Linked DNA regions of Homo sapiens: region 2 is linked to region 1. The links are chromatin loops, found by intact Hi-C in ENCODE. Cell type or tissue: stomach. All regions are shown on one strand. Links, peaks and the distances in the headings refer to the core of each region. The heading gives the core; the rest is flanking DNA. Region 1 overlaps BCAR3 (BCAR3 adaptor protein, NSP family member). Region 2 holds the start of MIR760 (microRNA 760).

Region 1 (8,663 bases), core at 500-8,499:
CCACACTGGGAGCATAGAAGGAGCCAAGGCTGCAGCAATTAATAAAAGCTTAAGGATCAGGAGAATGCGCACTTCCAGCCTGTCCCAAGTAAATGGATCCCTGCAACAAATTTCTCCCTCGACTACACTTGCATACTCAGGCAGAGCACCTTGCCATAACCCAGCCTTGGCCTCACCAAGCTTGGGGTTTTCAGAGTTTTAATATAAAGCAATGAGAGGAGAGTTACAATTGCTTCTGGCCTAGCACTTTATAGTATATGATGAGCAACCAGATCTTTACAGTATATCATGACTTGGTTATGTTACATAGAGTTAGCATTTCCAGAGGTGTCACAATCCACTCCACTGCAAGGAACAGGCCCACAATTGAGAACCCTTACTTCAAGGATTGACTCTCAATTTTTTCCTTACTTTTAAATGAAAATTTAATGTCTTTCCTACATTAAAAACAAGTCTCTTTAAATGTAAATGCAACTGTTGGGCAAGCTGAGCTTAAAAGTAAACTTTGCTAGAGAAATAAATATGGATTTAGATAAACAAGAGGGGATTATTTGTGTTTTAAGTGTTTTTGCAGCTTTTAGTCTCTTAAGTAGCAAAAGACCCTCTGGTACAGTGGTGCTCAAAGTGTGTTCCACAGGCTGATCTGCAGGCTGGGGGGTCTTCTGGGGGTCTGAGAGGTCAAAACTTATTTTCATAATAATACAGAGACATTTTTTGCCTGTTTCACTGGGTTGACATTTATACTGGTGGTGCAAAAGCTATGATGGGTTAATTCCTGGTGCCTCAGCACAAAGCAAGGCAGAGGCACCAAACTCTACCAGGGGCCATTGCACTCTTGACTCCCATTGGCTCAAAGAATTGAAGAAAAATAGCCAGTTCCACCTAGAAGTCTTTGATGAAGCAGTGAGAATTACTCACTTTATTAAATATGGGCCCTCGAGTACATGTCTCTTTAGTATTCTATACAATGCAACAGGACATGCACAGAAAACAATTCTGCTGTGTTTCCAAGCACAGAGTTTGTGTGAAGGAAAAGCAACTGTGCAATTGAATTGTGGGCTCAACTAGCTGCTTTTTCATAGAGCACAATTTTTACTTCAAAGAATGTCTGACAAACTTGGTTATTCAGACTCGGGTATTTATTTGGCAGCCATTTTCTGAAAAACGAACAAAGTGAGCCTGTTACTTCAAGGAAAACAACAGACAGTGTTTGTTGCCAATGATAAAATTCCAGGTTTCAAGTGAAAATTAGAATTTTGGAAAACTTGTATTCACCACATGAGTTTGACAGCTTTCCAATACTTTAATGATTTTTCTGATGAGATCGGTGGTCATATTAATGAATGTGAGTTCTGATATTACATAGTGAAATATGTAACATTTATAAGATCTGCATAACTCGTAAACCAATATTTTTCAAATGGCCAATGCATGATGATATAAACTCATGCATGGGTAAAAGATCCATTCAAATTGCAAGAGAGATCCATTCAAATTGAATTTTAAGGAAATAAAACAAGTTCATTGACAGGATTTCAGAGTCCACATTGCAGTTAACTTTTAAGGAACTACAACTTGTTGAACTCTAGTATCAAAGACCAACAACTATAATGATCTGAAGAGGCTATTAAAATACTCCTCCCTTTCTGAACTGCATACCTGTGCAGGGCCACATTATTTGAGACTTCAACCAAAGTAACACAAAACAACAGAGTGAACACCGAAGCAAATATAAGAATCAAGTTGTGTTCTATCAGACACTAAAGAGATGTGCAAATATGTAAAACAATGTCATTCTTACCACAAATGTACATTCACTGGTATATAATGGGTTTATTCTTATTTTTAAATGAATTACATGAAATGCTCATCAAGTAAAAATAAGTTAAATAAACATTTTAAAATATTCCATTTTAATTTCTAACATGATGAGTATCAATAGCTAGAAGTCACATAACAAAAACTTTTTAGGGTCCTCAATAATTTAAAAAGTCTTGAGACAAATGAATTTAAGAACTTCTGCTCTAATATTTAAGTTACTTGCTTTACATAATTTTGATTGAGCCATAAGTTTTCAGTATCTTACCTATGGAGTAGACTAAGGGATATAATTACAGGGGTGTTTTTATTTTTATAAGTAACTATCATAAAAACACTATTAGAAAAAAATTAGAAACTGAGAAAAATGTAAGAAACGACAAATAAAAAAAACTTTCGGTTGCCAAGAAGTTTTATTTTGACCCATTATGTGACACTGAATCATTCTACTCCTAGATTTTTATCTTCTGAAAATTCTTACACTAACGCACACCAAGCCACCTCCACTGACAACAGCACCATCCTACCAGTGTCAAGCATGGCTCCTCTCTTCTCCCACCTCATGTCCAATCCATCAGGAAGTGCTGATGGCTCTGCCTTCACGTTACATTCCTAGAACCCCCTTATTTACCACCTCCCCTGCTCTCACAGGTCCAAACTACCATCATCTCTCATCTGGACAATCACAGTAGCCTCCTCACTGGTCTCCCTGCTTCTGCCCCTGTCCCCTGCAGTCTAGCAGCAACACAGAAGCCAAAGTGAACCTGAGATGCCTCCCATCTCATTCCAGAAAAAATTGAAGTCTTTACTCTGACACACAATCCCTCGCACATCACCTTCTGCCACTCTAACACCAGCTGCTTTCACCAGCTCCAGCCTCTGGCCTCCTCGTTCCTCCATGGAAGAGGCGGACCCTGGCTTCAAAGCCTTGCCCTTCTTCTTCCCCTTAGACATTACAGTTGACTTGTATTTCCACTCAAAAGTCACCTTCTTGGTGAGGCCCTTCCCTGGTCACCCTATCTAAAATTTAATGTCCCCTTACTCCAACTTTCATAGCTGCTTTCCCTGATGCATCTTTTCTGCTAAGCACTCATCGTCAGCTAACAGGATTGACTTGACTGTCTTTCTTATTGTCTTTCCAGTCCTCCACCCCCAGAGTAAAAGCTCCACAGGGGCAGGGATATTGTTTTGTTCACTGCTGTATCCTCAGCCCCTGGAACAGTGACCAGCACAGGGAAGAGACTCAACAAATACTTACTAAATGACTATGTACTAACCACAAAATTGTTTCTAACAGAACATTAGCAAAACCCAAATGTCAGTAGGCAACTAGTTAACTATAACTGTATTTCATACAATGGAATACTGGGTACCCATTCGAAAGAAGGAGGGAGGCCCATACGTTTAATATGGAATGATGTCCAATGAAAAAAGCAAGTTGCAAAGTTATATGTAGTTAGACAGTTTGGCAATAAATAAAATTCCTCCCAAACTCATTTCTTAACGTGATCTTCTTCTCGGAATCTCTTTTCCCATTCAAGCAACATGGAGCACCTACTGCTTCTCCCAAGGCTCCTCCCACTGTTCTCTCCTGCTCCAGTCAGCCTGGGCACACGCTGTCTCCCAGGCATGGAGTCTTCTGCCTTACCCAATACCAGCATCCTTCCTGCCAAGCCGAGATGTTTTTTCAGATACCAAATCACAATTCAAATACAAGTTGTTCCCAGGAAACTTCTTGGTTACCGGAGGTAACACTTTGGGCCAAATGCAAACCTCCTATCTCAAAATCTACATACAGTATCATAGCATTTTAGAGCTCTTCATTCAAGAACATTGACAATTAATTCTAATAATAAAATTCCTTGACAATTTAAATCTGCATTTTCATGTATTGTAAACACAGCTCTTCTTTCTGAAGTTGAATACAAGTCCTGACATGCTATTACATTTAATATTAAAAGCTCTTAGAATATTTAGAAACCGAATTGTAGCCAAATGCTGAACTGTTGTGACACTGATGAGCACTAGAGGGCAGAGCTTAACAGCAAATGATTCTAAAGCTAGCAATCCAGGCCTCTCGTTTTGGTGTTGAAGTTACTGACTCCCTATAGTTAACAAGATCTCCCAAAGAGTAGATAGGTCTAAGTCATAGAAGTTGCCAGAACTACACTTTTAAAAACAGTGTATATCTCTGCCCAAATATGTGAGTATTTAAGGTGACAACAGCAACCCCACAGTTTTTATCCTGTACCAGGTGGGCAAGAGAAGGTAGACTGAGGTTAGGTGCGGGAACCTCTTTGCTGTTTTGCAATAAAAACACCGAAGGATTTCTGGAAAAATTTTAGAGACATCAGCATTACCTGCTTTGCAAAATATAAAATTTTTAGAACAACCTCATTCCCCCTTCCCTAAATTTAAGTGCCCAGTGTGTGTACATTTTAAAATAACTGAAGAGTACAATTGGATTGTTTGTAACTCAAAGGATAAATGGTGATGGATGCCCCATTTACCCTGATGTGATTATTACACATTGTATGCCTGTATCAAAATATCTCATATACACCTACTCTGTACTCACAAAAATTAAAAATTAAAATAAACGCCCTTGTGCATCTGGTGTGGGTGCTCACTCACTAAACAAAAGAAGGGTCTTTGTCCTCAGGACTCACATGCTAGTGAGAAGTCTTATTTTTAAAAGTAAACAAATAAGGCCGGGTGTGGTGGCTCAAACCTGTAATCTCAGCACTTTGGGAGGCCAAGGCAGGCGAATCACTTGAGCTCACAAGTTTGAGACCAGCCTGGCCAACATGATGGTGAAACCAGGTCTCTAAAAAAAAAAAAAAATACAAAAATCAGCCAGGTGTGATGGTGCATGCCTGTAGACCCAGCTACTCATGAGGCTGAAGTGGGAGGATGGCTTGAGCCTGGGAGGCAGAAATTACAGTGAGCTGAGATTGCGCCACTGCACTCCAGCCTGGGTGACAAAGCCAGACCTTGTTTCAAAAAAAATAAAATAAATAAAATTTGGGACAAATGAGGATAATATACAGAGTAATGAGATAGTGACTTGGGGACTGCTTTTAGTACGGATGTCAGGGAAGGCTGTTCTGAGGCAGTGAAATGTGTCAAATGAACCAGCCATATAGCTGGTATTTACTGAGTGCTAAGTACATGTGGGGCACTGTGCTAAGAACTAAGAACTTCACATGTATTCACTGTTTAATCCCCGATCTTCCCATTTACTGTTAAGGAAATTGAGCTCCAGAGAACTTCAGTAACTTGCCCAAGGTCATACAACCAAGAAACGGCTAAAACCGGGCTCTGGATTTGTATTAGTTTCCAGGACTGCCAAGACCAATTACCACAAACTTGGCTACTTTAAAATAGAAATGTTTCTATTGTCTCACAGCTCTGGAGGCTAAAAATCCTATATAAAGTATCCGGAGGGCCACAATGGCTCCAAAGGTTGCAGGGAGGAGCCTGCCTTGCCTCTTCCTCACCTCTGGTGGTTGCTAGCACTCCTCGGCTTGCAGACTCATCCCCCAGTCTCTATCTGTCCTCACATGGCCTTCTCCCTCTACACCTGTGTCTGGTCCAAATCTTCTTCTTATAAGGACACCAGTCAGTGGATTAGGGCCCATCCTTGTCAAATATGACCTCATCTTAATTTGATTATATCTGCAATGACCCTATTTCCCAATAAGGTCACCATTCACAGTTACTGGGGGTTAAGACTTCAACATATCGCTTTTGGGGGACACAATTCAACCCACAGCAGTGTCCTAGCACTCACTCCAAACCTCTCAGCTATTCTGCCTCAGAACCTTCCAGGCCAATGGGAAGGCAAAGCCCCAGAGACACTAGGGAAAGCCAGGGTGGCAGAGGACAGTGACTATTGGGGTGGCAGGAGATGAGGTTAGAGGTGGACAGGCCACACCAGATTCGAAGTCCAATATGGAGCTGAGTCCCGTCAGAAGCCACAGTTTCAATTCTTGCCTGCCTGTTAGTTTTTGAGTCTCTCAGTCATCCCTACAGTTCGGGATCTCAGAAGAATCCTTCCTCGAGTTAGGGAGGATGGTGCCTCAGCTTCAAGGCTGATGCCTGCAGCACAGAATACAAATTCACACAGAATGTAAATCTGGTCTTATTCCTCTCACTGGCCAGACCATGTTCCTTTCAGCACCTCCAGAGGGCAGCTCCAGGGTTTGACCTTATCTCAAACCATCAAGTTCAGGAGGCCCAGTGAGAAGTCCCTTCTCTCTGACTTGTGGCACAAGAAAACCCATCTCAGGCTGCATGGACAAAGCAGTGTCTGGCCTGAGGAGTTATCCACGCAAGCCCCAGGCAGGAGCAGTCAGGGTTCAAGTACCCATGCTGCCCCCACACACCTGTTCATCCATCTGGGCTAAAGATGCCAGAACCGACCAGGGCAGCAGAGAGATGCTGCTCAGAGCTGACAGGTACACCTCATAAGATGCAGAGATGCGTCCAAATCCTGCACAGTGTGACAAAAGCACTATCCTTGTGATTGTGCAAGATCATAAAATTTGCCCAAGGACTCACTTTTGTTGAAAGCCTGTTATGCATTATTGGGAAGGCAAAACAGAAACAGCAAAGGTGCAAACAGCCTAGAGCAAGGGTCAGAAAACTCTGTAAAAGGTTCTGTTAGGCTTTTGAGGCCATAGTGTCACAACTACAGAGGCCCTAACTTAACAATGGTTCCACTGATTTTCAACTTTACGACGGTGCTGAAGTGATATATATTCAGTAGAAACTGTACTTCAAATTTTGAAATGTGATCTTTTCTGGCCTAGCAACATGCACTATGATACTCTTAGGTGATGCTGGGGTAAACTATAATATTCAGTAGGCTAAGCTATAATATTCTCTAGATTAGGTGTATTAAATGCATTTTCAACTTATGATATTTTCAATTGATGATGGGTTTATTGGGATGTAGCCCCATCGTAAGTGGAGTAGAATCTGTACTCAATCCCACCATTATAGGAAAAGCAGCCACAGACAATACATAAATGAATGGGCATTGCTGTGTTCCAATAAAACTATGGATGCACATAAAAACTGGAACTTTATGTAATTTTGCCACTCTTCTTTTGATTTTTAAGAAGCCATTTTAGCACTTCAGGAGGCCGAGGCAGTGGATCACCTGAGGTCAGGAGTTCAAGACCAGCCTGACCAACATGATGAAACCCCGTCTCTAATAAAAATATAAAAAATTAGCCAGGCGTGGTGGCGGGTGCCTATAATCCCAGCTACTTGGGAGGCTGAGGCAGGAGAATTGCTTGAACCTGGGAGGCAGAGGTTGCAGTGAGCCGAGATTGCATGGTTGCACTCCAGCCTGGGCAACAAGAGCGAAACTCCACATAAAAAAAAAGCCATATTAAAATATAAAATCCACTTTTAGCTTAGTGGTCATATAAAAATAGGTGGTGGGCTAGATTTGGTCTTAGGCTATAGTTTGCTGACCCCTTGGTCTAAAGATATCCACAAATGCTCGAAGATTAACGTCACTGTGGTAACAAGGTTTCCAAATGGACATCTCCTTTCCTCCCTATTTACTGGCTTCTGGCACAATGCTAGGTACTGGTGTGGTCCCAGGAACTGCCCCTAGCTTCTCTCCCTCACCTGCACCATTTACATCCTGTTAGAATCTCTCAGCTTCCCTAATAACTGGGTCTTAATTCTATCTCTAAAAGCCCTTCACCATGTGGCCTAACTTTCCATTCCCACTGCGACTATCTCAGGTTAGGCTCCTGGTAACACTTTCTTCCCACCTGGTCTGACCTGACTGAACAATTACAAACACATGGTATATACTAAAAAATATCTGTTGAATGAGCCACTGCAGTCAAAAATCTTCAAGCTCGGCACTTTTTCCATCTCATCAAGGGTCTGGCCTCCCTGGTGTGGCCCATCTCAAAATGGAAAATTTCTCCTACTGAGGTGGCAGCACTTAAGGACTGAAATACAAGGCTTTAACTTGCCTTTTTTTGTCTGTTTTGATACACTCTGGCTCTATCGCCCAGTCTGGAGTGCAGTGGCGCAATCTTTGCTCACTGCAACCTCCACCTCTCAGGTTCAAGCAATTCTCCTGCCTCCGCCTCCCGAGTAGCTGGGATTACAGGCGCATGCCACCATGCCCGGGTAATTTTTGTATTTTTTTAGTTAGTAGTCAGGGGCTTCACCATGTTGGCCAAGCTGGTCTCGAACTCCTGACCTTGTGATCCGCCTGCCTCGGCCTCCCAAAGGGCGTGAGCCACCACACCCAGCCTAGCTTGCTTTTTAAGGTCAGGCTTATTGGGTATAATTTGCATTCAGCAAAAGTCACCCTTTTCAGTACAATTCCATGAGCACTGACAGCCAACCCCAGTTGGGTAACTACCACTACAATCACGATATTTCTATTTCTATCATCCCTGGAAGCTCCTTGGTGTACTTCATCTCTTCTCCAACCTCTTTTCAACCATTTATTTGTTTTCTGTCACTATAAGTTTTGCCTTTTCCAGAATATCATACAAATGTAATTTTAGAGTACGTAGCCTTTGAGACTGTCTACTTTCACTCAACGTAATGTATTCAAGATTCACCCATGATATGGTTTGGCTGTGTCCCCACCCAAATCTCATCTTGAATTCCCATGTGTTGTGGGAGGGACCTGGTGGGAGGTAATTGAATCATGGGGGCAGGTCTTTCCCATGCTGTTCTCATGATAGTGAATAAGTCTCATGAGATCTGATGTTTAAAATGGGGAGTTTTGGCTGGGCGCAGTGGCTCATGCCTATAATCCCAGCACTTTGGGAGGTCGAGGTGGGTGGATCATTTGA
Region 2 (8,663 bases), core at 253-8,252, 220 kb after region 1:
TCAGCATTCCTCTTCTGTAATGCAACCCATCTTGTGTGTAAGCATGCATCTGGGCCCGTGTGCTTCGTTCCTGTGAGAACTGGGGTCCAGGGAGCCAACTCAAAAATGGTGATACTCTGGCTATTGCTTTTGTTGTAATAGTCTTTTATCTCTGACTCAGAAGTCTGGTGTGTTCTGTCAGCATTCATGAAACCGTGAAAGCTAACGTGTTAGTTTGCAAACATAACAAAATATGATTCATCACAGTTCTCCACGCTCACTAGCTGGGCGTCCCTACACGAGTTTTTTAACCTCTCTTAGCTGCAGTTTCCCTTCTTTATATTATAAAGGGGACGGTGGTGTGTATGTACCCGCCCCATAGCTTCGTCTTGGGGTTAAGTAAGACTGTAAAATCCCTACCACACTGGACTCTTCCCAGGACTTCCCTTTCCCTCTTTGAACTCTGCCAGAGACTATTCTGCATTTGAGGCCTGGCGATGCTGGGCAGGGGCGGGTATGGGTGAAGCACAGGGTGGGCCGCGGCTGGCGGGTTTGGTGCAGAAACGGGCTGTGGCCGAGCCGAGAAAGCGCGCCCAGCGGCCGCCCTGCGAATCCTCCGTAGGCGGGGCCGGGACTGCTGTGAGCTAATAGGAACGGGGGCCGGGCGTTCGGTCTCGCCGCTGCAGTCGCAGAGCAACCACGCGGCTTTGACCGTCTATTTCAAAGGGCTTCGGGGTCTTGCGGATGGGGATCACTGCGGGCACTGGAAACCTGCCGGCCCCCACCCAGCCGCCTCTCAGATTCGTGGCGACCGCACCCTTCTGGGCAGCGGCGCCAGGCCCGCTGCCGTCCCCACCGCTCGCAGCCACCAGGAAACCCCGCGGCCGCGCTCGAGCGCGCGCCCTCCGACCACATGCACCCGCATACGCATGCTCCCAGCGCTCCCACGCGTGCTGACACCCTCCCGGCTTCCGCCCACGCAGTCGCGGGCCCCGGGCGCGCGGGCTCGGGGCAGCTGCGCGGCGTCCTTGGAGGCAGGTGCTGGCGGCAAGACGAGCTCTCGGAGGATGCTGCGGCGCGGGGCGCGTCGCCCCCCTCAGTCCACCAGAGCCCGGATACCTCAGAAATTCGGCTCTGGGTCTGTGGGGAGCGAAATGCAACCCAAACCCCGTTTTTCGAACCCCGCGCAAATAAACACGCACAAGCACGCACACAGACGTCGCGCGGCGGCGCTCGCGCGCAGGTCCAGCCGCGGCTGGGTCGGGCGCGGCGGCCGGGCGCGAGGGAAGAGCCCAGGCCCGAGAGGGGTCGCCGCTTACGTCTCGCAGCCCGAGGGGAGGCCGCTCGGCCTCGGCCGCTCACAGGCGCGACGTAAAGGCCCGGCGTCACCGGCCCGGCTTAACGGTGCAACGGCTGGCCTGGGCCTGCAACTCTGGGGTCCCGGCCGGGCTGGAGCGGCCGCCGGAGAGACCTGGTAGGCGGGGCGCTTGGGGCAGGAAGGGAGCCGGGGAGGGAAAAGCGCGACTGTGATTCGTACGGCTGGGCCCGGACCGTGAAGGGGACCGGGTTGCGGCTGCCCTCACACCGACCAGGTGGGACCGTCGGACTGCGGCCGCCCTTGGCTCAACTGGGTCGCCGACCTTGTTGAGGGGCGACCACTGCGGGGAGACCGAGAGCCTGCGGCTGGCGTTTGAGGCGGATGGCAGTGCCCTGAGCGCGGCGGCTGGGTCTCGGTGACACTGACGACGGGAGGCGCGGTCGGAAGAGCGCGGGGCCGTCGCCTCTGGCTTAACATAGCAGATGCGCTGAGACTCCAACAGGTGGCTCCGTGGCGCAATGGATAGCGCATTGGACTTCTAGAGGCTGAAGGCATTCAAAGGTTCCGGGTTCGAGTCCCGGCGGAGTCGTAACGCTTTTTTCCCTCCCCCCTACAATTTATTTTCTGCCTCCATCATGTCTCTTATTTTTTTTTTTTGCTAAACGGTTTAACTTCTCTCTCATTCCCTGCTCTCGCAGTTCACTGCATTCGGTTCTTGCGGTCCTTTCTTAAGCGGCTCGCAGGGTCCCGAGCCCCTCAGCTCCCCGGGCCTCGGTGGCCCAGGGCCCAGCTCAGCCGACTGGGCAGTCGATGTAGGTCCTGAGAAGAGCGGCGGCGGCGGCGGCGGCGGCGGCGAAGGAAAAGCGACACTGAAGCGAAGGCTCGCGGTTTCGGCCTAAAGGAAAGTGCAGGGGAGGCCCGGGTCTCGGGTGACACCCCCACGCCTTGAGCGGGACTGTGGTTGCGAGGGAGGGACGAGAAAACACGCCTACGCCCTGCGTGCGCTGTGCTGACTACCTCTCCAGCATGGAGGCTTCCAGATGAGCAGACACCCGAATCCCAGCGGGAGCCCGTCAAAAATGGAGATTTCTGCCGTCACTCTGGGACTCTTAATTCGGTCCGTCTGGGGTGGGGCCCAGGAATCTGCATTTCTGATAAGGTCACCCGCTCCCCTCCCCCATTATTCCAGTGCAAAGAGGTCCTAGGCCCAGTGCCCATCAGCTCCTCAAGACAGGAATTACTATATCTTTTTCTGACAACTGTTAACTTTGTACAAGGTTAGCAAATAAATCCAGGAATGAATGGAATCTTAAAACTCGTAAAACAACAATGAAAGGTAATTCACACAAAAGATACAAAATCCAAAATTGTCAAAAAAGATACAGGGAAAAGTAAACATCCATGTTATTCCTATAGTCCAGCCTTGCAATTCTCTCCACAAGCCATTAGTGGTAATGGTTTCTTGGAAATATTTTCAGATTTATTTTATGCCCATATCAGCATTTTTAACATCTTTTGTCATAAATATGTCGTAAATAACAATGTTATTGATACATATCCTTTTAAAAACACAATGGTAGTATGCTATACTGGCTTGTTTTACTTATGAATATATGTAGAGCTGCCTCGTTCCATTGTACGTATGTATGGTAATGATTTAACAGTCCCTAATAGCTGGACATTTAGATTGCCAGTATTTTCCTATTACAAACAATGCATCAGTGAACATCCTTGTTCTTTTATTATTGTACACAAGTACAGGTACATCTATCTGTAGGATAGATTCCTAGAAAGTTGAATTGCTGGTTCAAAGGTTTGTGCGTTCTTAATCTGTACATTTTTTAATATATATTGGCAAATTGCCCCATAGAGATTGTATCCATTTTTCTCTCCTTAGCAATGTGTGAGAGTGCCTGTTTCCCCACAACTCACAAAAGGTGGTTTCTAGCTGTGATTTTAATTCGTCTCTTATATTGATTTTTTAAAATTTGTATTTATATTATTATTATTATTATTTGAGACAGGGTCTTGTTCTGTTGCCCAGACTGGAGTGCAGTGGCACTATCACAGCTCATTGCACCCTCAACGTCCTGGGCTCAAGCAGTGCTTCCACCTCAGCCTCCCAAATAGTTGGAAGTACAGGCACATGCCAACACACCCGGCTAATTTTAAAATTTTTTGTAGAGATGGGGGTCACTCTATGTTGTCTAGGCTGGTCTTGAACTCCTGGACTCAAGAAATCCTCCCATCTTGGCCTCCCTAAGTGCTGGGATGACAGACAGGAGCTACTACGCCTGGACTGTGTCTTTTATTATGAATCAAGATGAGTACCTTTCCATACAGAGAATAATTTGTAATTTTTTTCCTGTGATTTATCTGTTCTTGAGTTGTGTTCATTTTTCTGTGGTATGATGGAAAACAGCCCTTTGTGATATATGTTACACTTATTCTTTTTCAGTCTTTTTGTCGTTTGACTTTGTTTATGGTATTTTGTTTTGTTTTTCTGTCTTACAGAAATTCATGATTCATGTATTTGGATTTATCAGTCTTTTATGGCTTCTAGGTTTGGGGCCATAATACACTCAGATTATTAAGTTATTTCTTTAATGGCTTTATTTTTATGGTTTTGTTTATCTTTGCTTCATCTGGAATGTGTTTTTGTATAAGGAGTGAAGTGGAAGTTTTGTCCCAAAATCACTTTTAATGAACACTCCTTCTTTTCTACACGATGTCATTTGAAATGCCACATTTATAATTTTTTTTTTTGAGACAGAGTCTTGCTCTGTTGCCCAGGCTGGAGTGCAGCGGCACAAATCTCAGTTCACTGCAACCTCCACCTCCCAGGTTCAAGCAATTCTCTTGCCTCAGCCTCCTGAGTAGCTGGGATTACAGGTGCATGCCACTACGCCCGGCTAATTTTTGTATTTTTAGTAGAGACGGGGTTTCGCTATGTTGGCCAGGCTGGTCTGGAACTCCTGAGCTCAGGCGATCCATCTGCCTCTGCCTCCTAAAGTGCTGGGATTACAGGCAAGAGCCACCACATCCGGCCCACATTTATAATTTTCTAAATTCCCACATGCATATGGGTTTCTGGATTCTCTGCTGCATATGGGTTTCTGGATTCTCTGCTCTATTCCACTGACTTTTCTGTTAATTTTGATTCACCAGAACTGTGCTGTTTTACCATTTAGTAGGGTCAGTCCTTGTAGGGTCCAGCCCCACAGGGTCAGTGGGTTTTCGCCCCATGTGTGGAGACGAGAGATTGTAGAAATAAAGACACAAGACAAAGAGATAAAAGACAGCTGGGCCTGCGGGACCACTACCACCAAGATGCGGAGACCAGTAGTGGCCCGAAATGCCAGGCTGCGCTGATATTTATTGGATACAAGACAAAGGGACAGGGTAAGGAGTGTGAGCCATCTCCAATGATAGGTAAGGTCACATGGGTCACGTGTCCACTGGACAGGGGGCCCTTCCCTGCCTGGAAGCCGAGGCAGAGAGAGAGGGAGAGAGGAGACAGCTTGTGCCATTATTTCTGCATATCAGAGACTTTTAGTACTCTCAGTAATTTGCTACTGCTATCTAAAAGGCAGAGTCAGGTGTACAGGATGGAACATGAAAGCAGACTAGGAGCGTGACCAGTGAAGCACAGCATCACAGGGAGATGGTTAGGCCTAGTCAGGCCCTCCACAAGAGGTAAAGGAGTAGAGTTGTCTCTAAACTCCCCTGGGGAAAGGGAGACTCCCTTTCCCAGTCTGCTAAGTAGCAGGTGTTTTTCCTGGACAGCGACGCTACCGCTAGACCATGGTCTGCTTGGCAACGGGCGTCTTCCGAGACGCTGGTGTTACCGCTAGACCAAGGAGCCCTCTGGTGGCCCTGTCTGGGCATAACAGAAGGCTTGCACTCTTGTCTTCTGGTCACTTCTCACTATGTCCCCTCAGCTCCTATCTCTGTATGGCCTGGTTTTTCCTAGGTTATGATTATAGAGTAAGGATTATTATAATATTGGAATAAAGACTAATTGCTACAAACTAATGATTAATGATATTCATATATAATATCTATGATCTATAGTATAACTATTCTTATTTTATATATTTTATTATACTGGAACAGCTCATGCCCTCGGTCTCTTGCCTCAGCACCTAGGTGGCTTGCCACCCACAAGTCCTCTCTTGTTACTCTTTTGTTTTTTTAAACATTTTTCTACTCATTCTTGAATTATTATTTTTCCTCAGTGAATAATAATAGCACTTATTTGGCATTTGTTATATGACAGGTACTATTCTCAGTGCTCTATGTATCTTCATTTAATCCTCCTGACAGCCCTACCAGGCAGATACTATTATCCCCTTTCATGGAAGAGGCATCTGAGACAGAGAGGTTAAGTAACTTGTGCAAGGATACACAGCTAATAAGCAACAAGCCTGGATGAGAACCCAGAAAGGCTGGGTCTATGGGTAAAACCACAATTCCTTATCATCTTTTCACATGAGCTTTAGCTACAGCTAGTCTGGCTCTAATTTTAGGAGGTATTTTTGTTGGAGTCATGTTATATTTATAGATTAAAATAGAATTGGGCCAGGTGCTGTGGCTCATGTCTGTAATACCAGCACTTTGGGAGGCCAAGGCAGGTGGATTACTTGAGGCCAGGAGTTTGAGATGAGTTTGGCCAACGTGGCGAAACCCCGTCTCTACAAAAAATATAAAAATTAGGTGGGCATGTTGGCACATGCCTGTAATCCCAGCTGCTTGGGAGGCTGAGGCACGAGAATCGCTTGAACCTGGGAGGTGGAGGTTGCAGTGAGCTGAGATCGCACCACTGCACTCTAGCCTGGGTGACAGAGCCAGATGAGAGAGAGAGAGAGAGGGAGGGAGGGAGGGAGGAGAGGGAGGGAGGGAGGAGGGGGAGGGAGAGAGGGAGGGAGGGAGGGAAGAGAGGAGAGAGAGAGAGAAAATGAGAATTGAACTAATTAGGATGTTGAGTCTTCCTGTGTAAGAGCAGCAGGAGGAAATAAAGAACAGCTATGCCTTTTCATTTTCAGTCCTGTGCTCTTCTGGAGTGTGTTAAATATAAATCTTGATTTTTTTAACTTTATTTCCAGATAGTTTATCTTTTTTGTTGGAATCCTTTCCTCCACTATATTTTGTAACTGGTTATTATTTATATATAAGAAGGCTTTTGATATTTTAAATAATTTTATATCTCATTAAATTATCTTACTATTTAAAATAGTTTTTCAGTTCTAAATCACAATGAGATACCACTTCACACCCAGTAGGAAGGCTGTAATAAAAAAGACGACAATACAAGCATTGGCAAGGATTGGAACCCTCATTCATTGCCAGTGGGGATGTAAAATGTGTGGCCTCTTTGGAAAACAGTTTGGCAATTCCTCAAAAAATTAAATATTAGAGTTACCATAGGACCCAGCAATTCCACTCCTAGGCATATCCCCAAGAGAACTAAAAACATGTCCACACAAAAATGTGTATAGGAATATCCATAACAACATTATTTTTGTTGCGGTGGTTGAGACAGGGTCTCGCTGTGTTGTCCACGCTGGAGTGCAGTGGAGTGCAGTGGCATGATCACAGCTCACTGCAGCCTCGACCTCCTGAGCTGAAGGGAGCCTCCCATCTCAGCCTCCCAAGTAGCTGGGACTACAGGCGTGCACCACCATGCTTGGCTAATTTTTGTATTTTTTGTAGAGAATGGGTTTCACCGTGTTACCCCAGGCTGGTCTCGAACTTCTGGGCTCGAGTGATTCGCCTGCCTCAACCTTCCAAAGTGCTGGGATTACAGGTGTGAACCACCATGCCCGGCTAGCATTGTTTTTAATAACCAGAAAGTAAAAATAATCCAAATGTCCATCAAATGATGATTGGATACACAAGATCTGGTATACCTATTTGATGAAATATTATTCAGCAAAAAAAGGAATGAAGTAGTGATTCATGTTACAATATTAATAAGCCTTGAAAACATGCTAAATGAAAGAAGCCAATCACAAAAGACCACATATTGTATGATTCCATTTATATGAAATGTCTAAAATAGGCAAATCCATAGAGACAGAAAGTAAATTAGCGGTTGCCAGGAATTGGGAATGGGGAGAATGTGAAGTGACTGACTGCTAATGGGTATGGGGTTTCTTTCTGGGATGATGAAAATGTTCTGGAAGTAGTGGTGATAGTTGCACAACTGTGAATATACAAAAATCCATTGTATTATACACTTTTCAAATGGGTGAATTTTATGATAAGTGAGTTATATCTCAATTTAAAAAAGGAAAAATAGTTTTTCAGTTGACTAAGTTGTGTTATCTAGAAATAGCCTCAAATTATAAGTTTACTTTTTCCTTTCTAATTTTTATGCTTACTATTATTTTTCTTGTAATAGCATTAGCTAGTACAGTAATCCAGAAAATGTTAAATAATTTTTCATGATAATGGTGATAGTGGACTTCTTTGACTTGTTCCTGGTCATTATAGAAATAGAAATGCTTCTTCACTAAGCATGATGCTGGCTTTTGGGGTTGGTGTGGCATGAGCACACACATGTTTTATCACATTAAGAAAATACCTATCCCTATTTCTTTATAATCTATGGAGATTTTTCTTTGATCTCATATTGCGTGATATATTAACAGATTTTGTAATATTTAACTCATTTTACATTCTTGAAATGATCCTACCTGGTTGTGGTGTATACTTATTTTAATATTCTAACATTTTACAATTTTTGCATAGTTAGAAAAATTGACATTTATTTATCATAAAATGAATAGCATGTACAGCATTGTTTGTAATGGCTCCCAAATTGGAAATAATCTAGATGTTCATCAATAATAGTCTGTTTAAAGAAAGTGTGGTAGAGACATAGAATTAAATACAACGCAGACATTTTAAAAATGAGAAATATCTATATATATTGCTATATCCAAGAATATCCAAGATTATGTGAAAAAAGAAGATATGCAGATGAATATTTTAAATGAGATTCCATTTGTGTTAAATAATGCCCATAGTAACAGTAGAAATTATGTATGTTTACTCCTATCACTGTGCATGCATAGATGATTTCCCGAAAGATATTCAAACAATTAACAGTGGTTACTTTAGGGTAATGCTGGTTTGGGGGAAGCAGTGGTATGAAGGGAGGGAGCATTCCTTTTTACTGTATACCTGTATGTAATGTTTCAGGTTTTTTCTTAATAAGCCATCTTACCTTTATAATAAAAAGTTAATTTTTAAAAAGTTAAAGGTCGGCCAGTTGCGGTGGCTCATGCCTGTAATCCCGGCACTTTGGGAGGCCGAGGCGGGTGGGATCACCTAAGGTCGGGAGTTTGAGACCAGCCTGACC

The links. A loop is a pair of places that touch in the nucleus more often than their neighbours do. Peaks named below come from ENCODE experiments on the same cell type or tissue, not always from the same donor. Only the 100,000 strongest peaks of a DNase experiment are listed, where the experiment ranks them.
Region 2: it touches region 1 in a loop (3-fold over the local background); 80 of 110 quality-filtered maps call a loop at or near these places.

What each region holds. Positions count from the first base shown.
Region 1 is chr1:93,625,815-93,634,477 of GRCh38, forward strand. The region is part of intron 3 of BCAR3 (BCAR3 adaptor protein, NSP family member); the gene reads right to left. Among named protein-coding and RNA genes, the nearest start is that of BCAR3-AS1, 38 kb to the left of the region's middle. In stomach, for the core only: CTCF peaks have their summits at 3,818 (motif pointing right) and 5,940; a DNase peak (open chromatin) is centred at 3,867.
Region 2 is chr1:93,845,772-93,854,434 of GRCh38, forward strand. It overlaps MIR760 (microRNA 760), which reads left to right and starts at 1,061; the gene lies at 1,061-1,140. It overlaps TRR-TCT1-1 (tRNA-Arg (anticodon TCT) 1-1), which reads left to right and starts at 1,802; the gene lies at 1,802-1,886. It also overlaps a transcript of BCAR3 not described here. RefSeq lists enhancers at 352-481, 1,157-1,947, 2,162-2,211 and silencers at 612-671, 762-1,141, 1,322-1,461. In stomach, for the core only: CTCF peaks have their summits at 578 and 5,171 (motif pointing left); DNase peaks (open chromatin) are centred at 610, 880, 1,790 and 2,190; H3K4me3 peaks cover 2,528 bases; H3K27ac peaks cover 2,405 bases.